2 separate regions of the Homo sapiens genome follow, and region 2 is linked to region 1. Evidence: chromatin contacts called from ENCODE Hi-C or POLR2A ChIA-PET data. All regions are on one chromosome and are shown on one strand. The core of a region is the stretch at or near the end of the contact, and the rest is flanking DNA. Distances in the headings are between cores, read along the strand shown.

Region 1 (2,700 bases), core at 134-2,633:
GTGCAGGAGTGAGCTGGGGATGCAAACCCAGCAGGCGAGGGATGAAAGGGCTGGTGGAGAAGACAGTTCACGGTAGCCAGGGTCAGAGCATGGCCAAAGGATGAGGCTCGAATCAGGACACCAAAGAACGCGAGAAGTTTGGTTTTACCCCCTGGGATTGTTAATAGGCCTGAATGAAGGTTTCTGAAAAGACAACTAATGCCATGAGTAATGCCACTGAGGGGCCTGTGCTGGGTTGAATAGCGGCCCTTCCAAGTTCAAGTTTACTGGAATCCCAGAGTGGGACCTCATTTAGAGATAGTCTTTGCAAATGCATTTAGTTAAGATGAGGTCATATGACAAGGTAGGGCCTAAATCCGATGACGTGTTCTTATTAGAAGCCCATGTGAAGACAAAAAGACATGCAGGGAGAAGGCTGGGTGACAAGGCAGGTGGGGACTGAAGTGGCACAGTCACAAGCCAAGGAACACCAAGGACGGCCCGCAGCTCCCAGAAGCTGGGGGAGAGGAAGGGGATGGCTTCCCTCTCAGTGCCTCCAGAAGAACCAGCCTAGCCCACACCTTGATTTTGGAATTCTGGCCTCCGGAACCGTGATATAATAGGTGTCTGGTTTGTTGCTGTTGTTTGTTTTTTGTTTTTTTGAGATGGAGTCTTGCTCTGTCGCCCAGGCGGGAGTGCAGTGGCACGTTCTCCGCTCACTGCAAGCTCTGCCTCCTGGGTTCACGCCTGTCTCCTGCCTCAGCCTCCTGAGTAGCTGGGACTACAGGCGCCCGCCACCATGCCCAGCTAATTTTTTGTATTTTTTTTTAGTAGAGACGGGGTTTCACCGTGTTAGCCCAGATGGTCTCGATCTCTTGACCTCGTGATCTGCCCGCCTTGGCCTCCCAAAGTGCTGGGATTACAAGTGTGAGCCACCACGCCCAGCTGTGTCTGTTGTTTTAAGCCACCCATTGGTGGTCATGGCTTACAGCAGCCGAAGGAAACTAACTCAAGTGTCACTGTCTACTTTGTCTCTCCAAGCCTTCCAAACTTTACCTGCTCAGCACCCACTGCCCTGCACGACAAATGGAGTTGCTTGTTGGTTTCCCTGGCTGACAAAGACTGCCTGGTAAGAAGAACCCCAGGTCTTGGCCCTCTTACAGGACCTAGAGGTCAGAGCCAAGCAGGTATTCAGTGTATGTTGGTAGATGGATGAGAAAATAAGAGAAAAATTAAAATCGAACTGTCAAAGTGAAAGTGTCATTAGAGACCACACAACCCCACTTTTTCATTTTATAGACGGGAAAATGGAGGCCCAGAAAGGGAGGATGACTTGGCTGAGATGACACAGTTACTGCAGGGAGCCTCAGGCCACCAGCCCAGCCCGCTGTCCCCAGGATCCCCCGGCCACCACACCCTCACTGACTCACCAGTGGTTCACAGATGACTCACCGTGCCCGCCCCGTGGCAGCCGCTGCACTTGTACCGCCCACGCCCATGGCATTTGTGGCATTCCTGAAAGTGCAACGCTTTCTTGGGATCTAGTTTCCCAAGGGCCACTTCTCCCACACCCATAACATCACCATCTAAACCGAAGGTGGAGTGGATCAGGACCAGGATAGGAAGATGGCACAGGAAAGAAATGGCCCTTCCCATTTGACTAAGATTCCAGAAGGCTTGACTGCATCAGGAGATCATGTCACCATTTCCTCTGAGCCCTAGCCCAATCTGGATGCCATCAAGGGGAGACGTGTTCTGGGAGCCCCATATCCTAGCTCACACTCTACGGTTTCCTACCAGGCTGAACTACAAAGGCTGATGGCATTTGCCCATAAGGTAGCTAATGTGGTCTTTGGGAACAGAAGCCATTAAAAAATGGACAGGATTTTTATGAAAGGCAATGAGCTAGCTACTAGTATTTAATCACTAATTTAAAATAGCCTTGGCCCCCTTGAGAAAGGAATAGAACACTTTCTCGACCTCTCAAAGTACTCTTTATCTTAGAACTCTGTAAAAACTCATAGAGCAAAATTGCACCCTTAAATCCAGTCCAAAAGTGTAAAGCAGGCAGTAACCGGAAAAGAACACAATATGAGCTATCTCAGTCGTGTTTTTGTAATCCACTAGGCTCCTCTCCCTTCACGCCACGAATATATGTCCATAAAGCAGGATGGAAGTCAGATTCTGTTTCCTTACTGACTCTCATGCAAAATCCCAGCAGGGTTTTAAGTTTTTATTTTATATCAATTTCATTCAGCCCTTCAGCTGTTTAAGCTAAAATAAATTTTTAAAAAAGATGAAAACTACACTCAACCTGTCCAGGAATGTCACTGCTCACTAAAGCTGGTGACGATTTGTAAATCGGATGATCTGTTTGCTAGGTGAACACTCCCAGATTTGCTTGGAATTTTATTTGGGACTACATTCCATATACCAGGTTTTATTAAATTACGTTTATTTATAACCAACAAATGAAGCACCGGCCTGAATTTTGGGTTTCCCTTCAAAGGATGAGTTTGAGGAAACATGCAGTGCCTGGAAAGCCTCTCAGGGAGAAGGGCAAGTATTCCAGTAATCGCGTTAATCGTATTACCTTGACCAGTGACGAGTGAGGGACCTGGAACTTCCTGGTGTCTTCCTGAAACATCGGAGGACCTTGAACCTTGATGTCCCAGAGCCTGGGGGAGGCGCCTCTTTGCGGCCCATCCACAGAGTGGTCTG
Region 2 (2,700 bases), core at 1-2,500, 140 kb after region 1:
CCGCGTTTCTCTTCCGACGCGGGTAGGGCGTGCTTGTCCCATTCCCAGGAACCCAACTCATCTGAAACAACAGGGCACAACCGCCGGCCTCGGGTTGCTCAGCCGCCACCCCAGAAATCCCCGTTGGAGGTACCTCCTCTGAGCCACTGCAAATGAGCGGGAATCCTCTACCGGCCACAAGCCCAGAGCCCCCAGCGTGCCAGTTCCTCGGGATGTTCAGCGGCTTCCACTGGGGGAGAAGGGAGGGTCAAAATCAGCAACGTTCCTCCGGGAGTGGGAATCTAAAACCAAATCACCTCCCCGAGGGAATCTCCAAACTACCTACTCGCCCCAGGCTCCGACCCTCAGCATATCCACCTGCCGCGGGACCCCCAAACCAGCCCCTCTCCTAGTAAACATTAATTCAAGTACTTCCTCCGGAAATCCCCAAATAGCCACTTGCCTGGGAAACCCCAGCTCTGGTCCTTCCCCGTCTAACCCCCTTTTCTAAGACGGTCGGCCGTCACTCCCTGAACTTCCACAGCACCTGCTTCGGTGGAAACCCGGTTCTGCAGTCCCTGCTGGGGGAACCCCTGCCTCAAAGCCCAAGATGCCCAAGCGCTGTTCCCAGACCCTGGCATAGACACCTCCCGCGGGGCTCCTCCCCAGCCCGGCAGCCTCGAAAGTTCTGGAACCCCTGACTTGCGCTTTGGACCCAGATAATCAAGGACTCTGAGTCTCAATCCCGAGAAGTCACTTTACAATCTCTCGGAACACCCCGAGCTCCTCCAGGAACAAGGAGTGCGAGGCACCCCACCACCTCCACTCGGGTCCCGATGGCTCCACCGGCCCTAGCCATCCCGTCCACCCCTGCTTAGCACCCAGCTACCTGCACCGAGTCCGCAGGCGAACCTAAAGTTGACTCCCCCCGGGGAAGTTGCACGGCGACTGACGGCCCCAGTGACGCGTGCGCTCCCGGCCCGAGTTGGGATGGCCTGCCGGCTGCACCTAATGTGATGCTAAGCTGAGGTCTCTCACTGGAGCCTCGGTTGGAATCCCCTCGCCGCAGCCTGGCTGGTCGCTGGATGGGTACAGGAGGCGAGCGAGGAGCGCCTCCCAGGCTGCGCGCGCGGACAGCGTCTGGATGCGGCGCTGTGCGCTGGGGCTGAGGCTGCACTATCGCACGGGTCCGCTAGGGGGCGGGCGAGGCCAGCCGCGCAGACCCCTCCGGAGCGGAGCTGGTTCGCCCAGCGTTGGTCCCAGAGCCTTAACAAATGGGTTTATTTTGCAGTGGTTTAAAACTGCGAGAGGGAGGGAACTCGTCAATAACCCGCCCGTTTCTTCCTTTCTTGGTTTAGAAGCTCTTGACTCCGAGACACATAGGAGGCTTGAATAATAATGTTCTTCCCCGGGTAGATAGTGATGAAGTTACAAAAGCATTTAAACTGATTATTTCCCAAAAATGATGTTAATTTTCAGGCTTTTCTCTCCCCCCACACCTCCAGCTTGATGTAGCGGCTTTAGCAGTGAACTCAAATAAGTCTTTGCTTTGGAATACTTTTGTTCCTATTCCCGTTAATGAGGAATTAGAAATGGCCTCTATTCTAAGCAGTGCTGGGAGAGGCGTTATTTTTTCGGTAGTTTTAGAGGAAATTCTGAAGCACAACACTGTCTTCATTTAAAGTGATTCTGCTTGTCTGCGCCCAAGAGCCGTTTCTGCCTCCTTGTCGCGCTTCGGAATTAAAATTCTAAATGATGCCAAAGGAAGATAAAATGTTAAAGACAGCTTCTCAGCCTCCCTGCCCCTTCTCTATTCTAAAATCATTTTTTGAAGTAATTTACAGTGGCCAAGAATTAAGTCAGAAAAAAAGGCCAGGATTCAAAAATAAACAGGGCTCTTTAAAATGCATTAAATGTGTATTTCCTCCTGACATTTCACTTCTCCGTCTTTTTATTATGTGGAGAGACTTGAGTTAGCCAAGGACTGGGTTTCCTTAATCCACAATTACAGCCCCATGCCGAGATATCCCAGGGGCCAACCTTACAGCACCTGGATCCCAGGGTTCTAGCTGAGTAATCATTCCAGAATGGGGCTGGGAATCTTGACAGCATTGCCAAGGGGTGGCAGGCAGTATTAATCAATATTAGTCAATAGTACCTATCGGCCTCGAAAATTACAGATTAAAGTTACAGACGACTCAGGTGAGAATGAAGTGACCTTGGGCAAGCCCCTTCTCTTTGGGCCTCAGTCTCCTCATATGTAAAATGAGAGCACTGGTCAAGATAGCTAATGTCTGAGGTCCTGTCCCTCTGGTTTTCTGAAACTGTATAATCTGTGCAATCTGAGGGTTCAATCCTAGCAGGTAAAACACCCCTGCCTCACTCCACGGCTGGATGAAGGCAGATTTTTCCCTATGAGCCCCTGACCGGTGAATGTGAGAAGGAAAACACTGGCCTGTAGAACCAAGCCTGCCCTTCTTTCTCCTGGAAGACAGCTGCTTTCTAGGGAGCAAGTTTACTGAGCCACTTCACCAAGGACAGACTCTTCTACCCTTTGTAGGGAAGCCTGCCTACCTGTGTGGTCCTCGCGTAGCCCGTGAGACAGCCTAATTCTGGATTCACCTAACAGGGCTATTTAGTCTCATGCAAAAGGTAAATTCTCTAACTTAGTTTTAATCTAAACAACAACAATAACAACAACAGTAATAGTGTGATCCCCAT

The links. A loop is a pair of places that touch in the nucleus more often than their neighbours do. ChIA-PET counts read pairs that join two places held with the same protein, here RNA polymerase II (POLR2A). Pooled maps may share reads with other maps.
Region 2: a loop to region 1 is called in a map of Caco-2, with 7 times the contacts of the local background. The contact joins the promoter of OXTR here to the enhancer-like site in region 1. A Hi-C loop is called at or near these places in 2 of 168 maps with a recorded cell type or tissue (Caco-2 and PC-9) and 6 of 50 pooled maps. POLR2A ChIA-PET finds 5 or more read pairs at or near these places in 1 of 52 experiments (OCI-LY7).

Annotation. Positions count from the first base shown.
Region 1 is chr3:8,628,233-8,630,932 of GRCh38, forward strand. It overlaps SSUH2 (ssu-2 homolog), which reads right to left. Exons shown (of 12, transcript NM_001256748.3): 6 at 2,573-2,697; 7 at 1,432-1,494. Among named protein-coding and RNA genes, the nearest start is that of SSUH2, 15 kb to the right of the region's middle. RefSeq lists an enhancer at 1,291-1,380. Within about 2 kb of position 1,384, at least 3 of the 41 ENCODE cell types and tissues checked have a DNase peak (open chromatin) inside an H3K27ac peak, as active enhancers do; they include PC-9, where a contact is called at or near this core.
Region 2 is chr3:8,768,363-8,771,062 of GRCh38, forward strand. It overlaps OXTR (oxytocin receptor), which reads right to left and starts at 1,251. Exons shown (of 4, transcript NM_000916.4): 1 at 869-1,251; 2 at 134-229. RefSeq lists enhancers at 47-718, 1,366-1,415.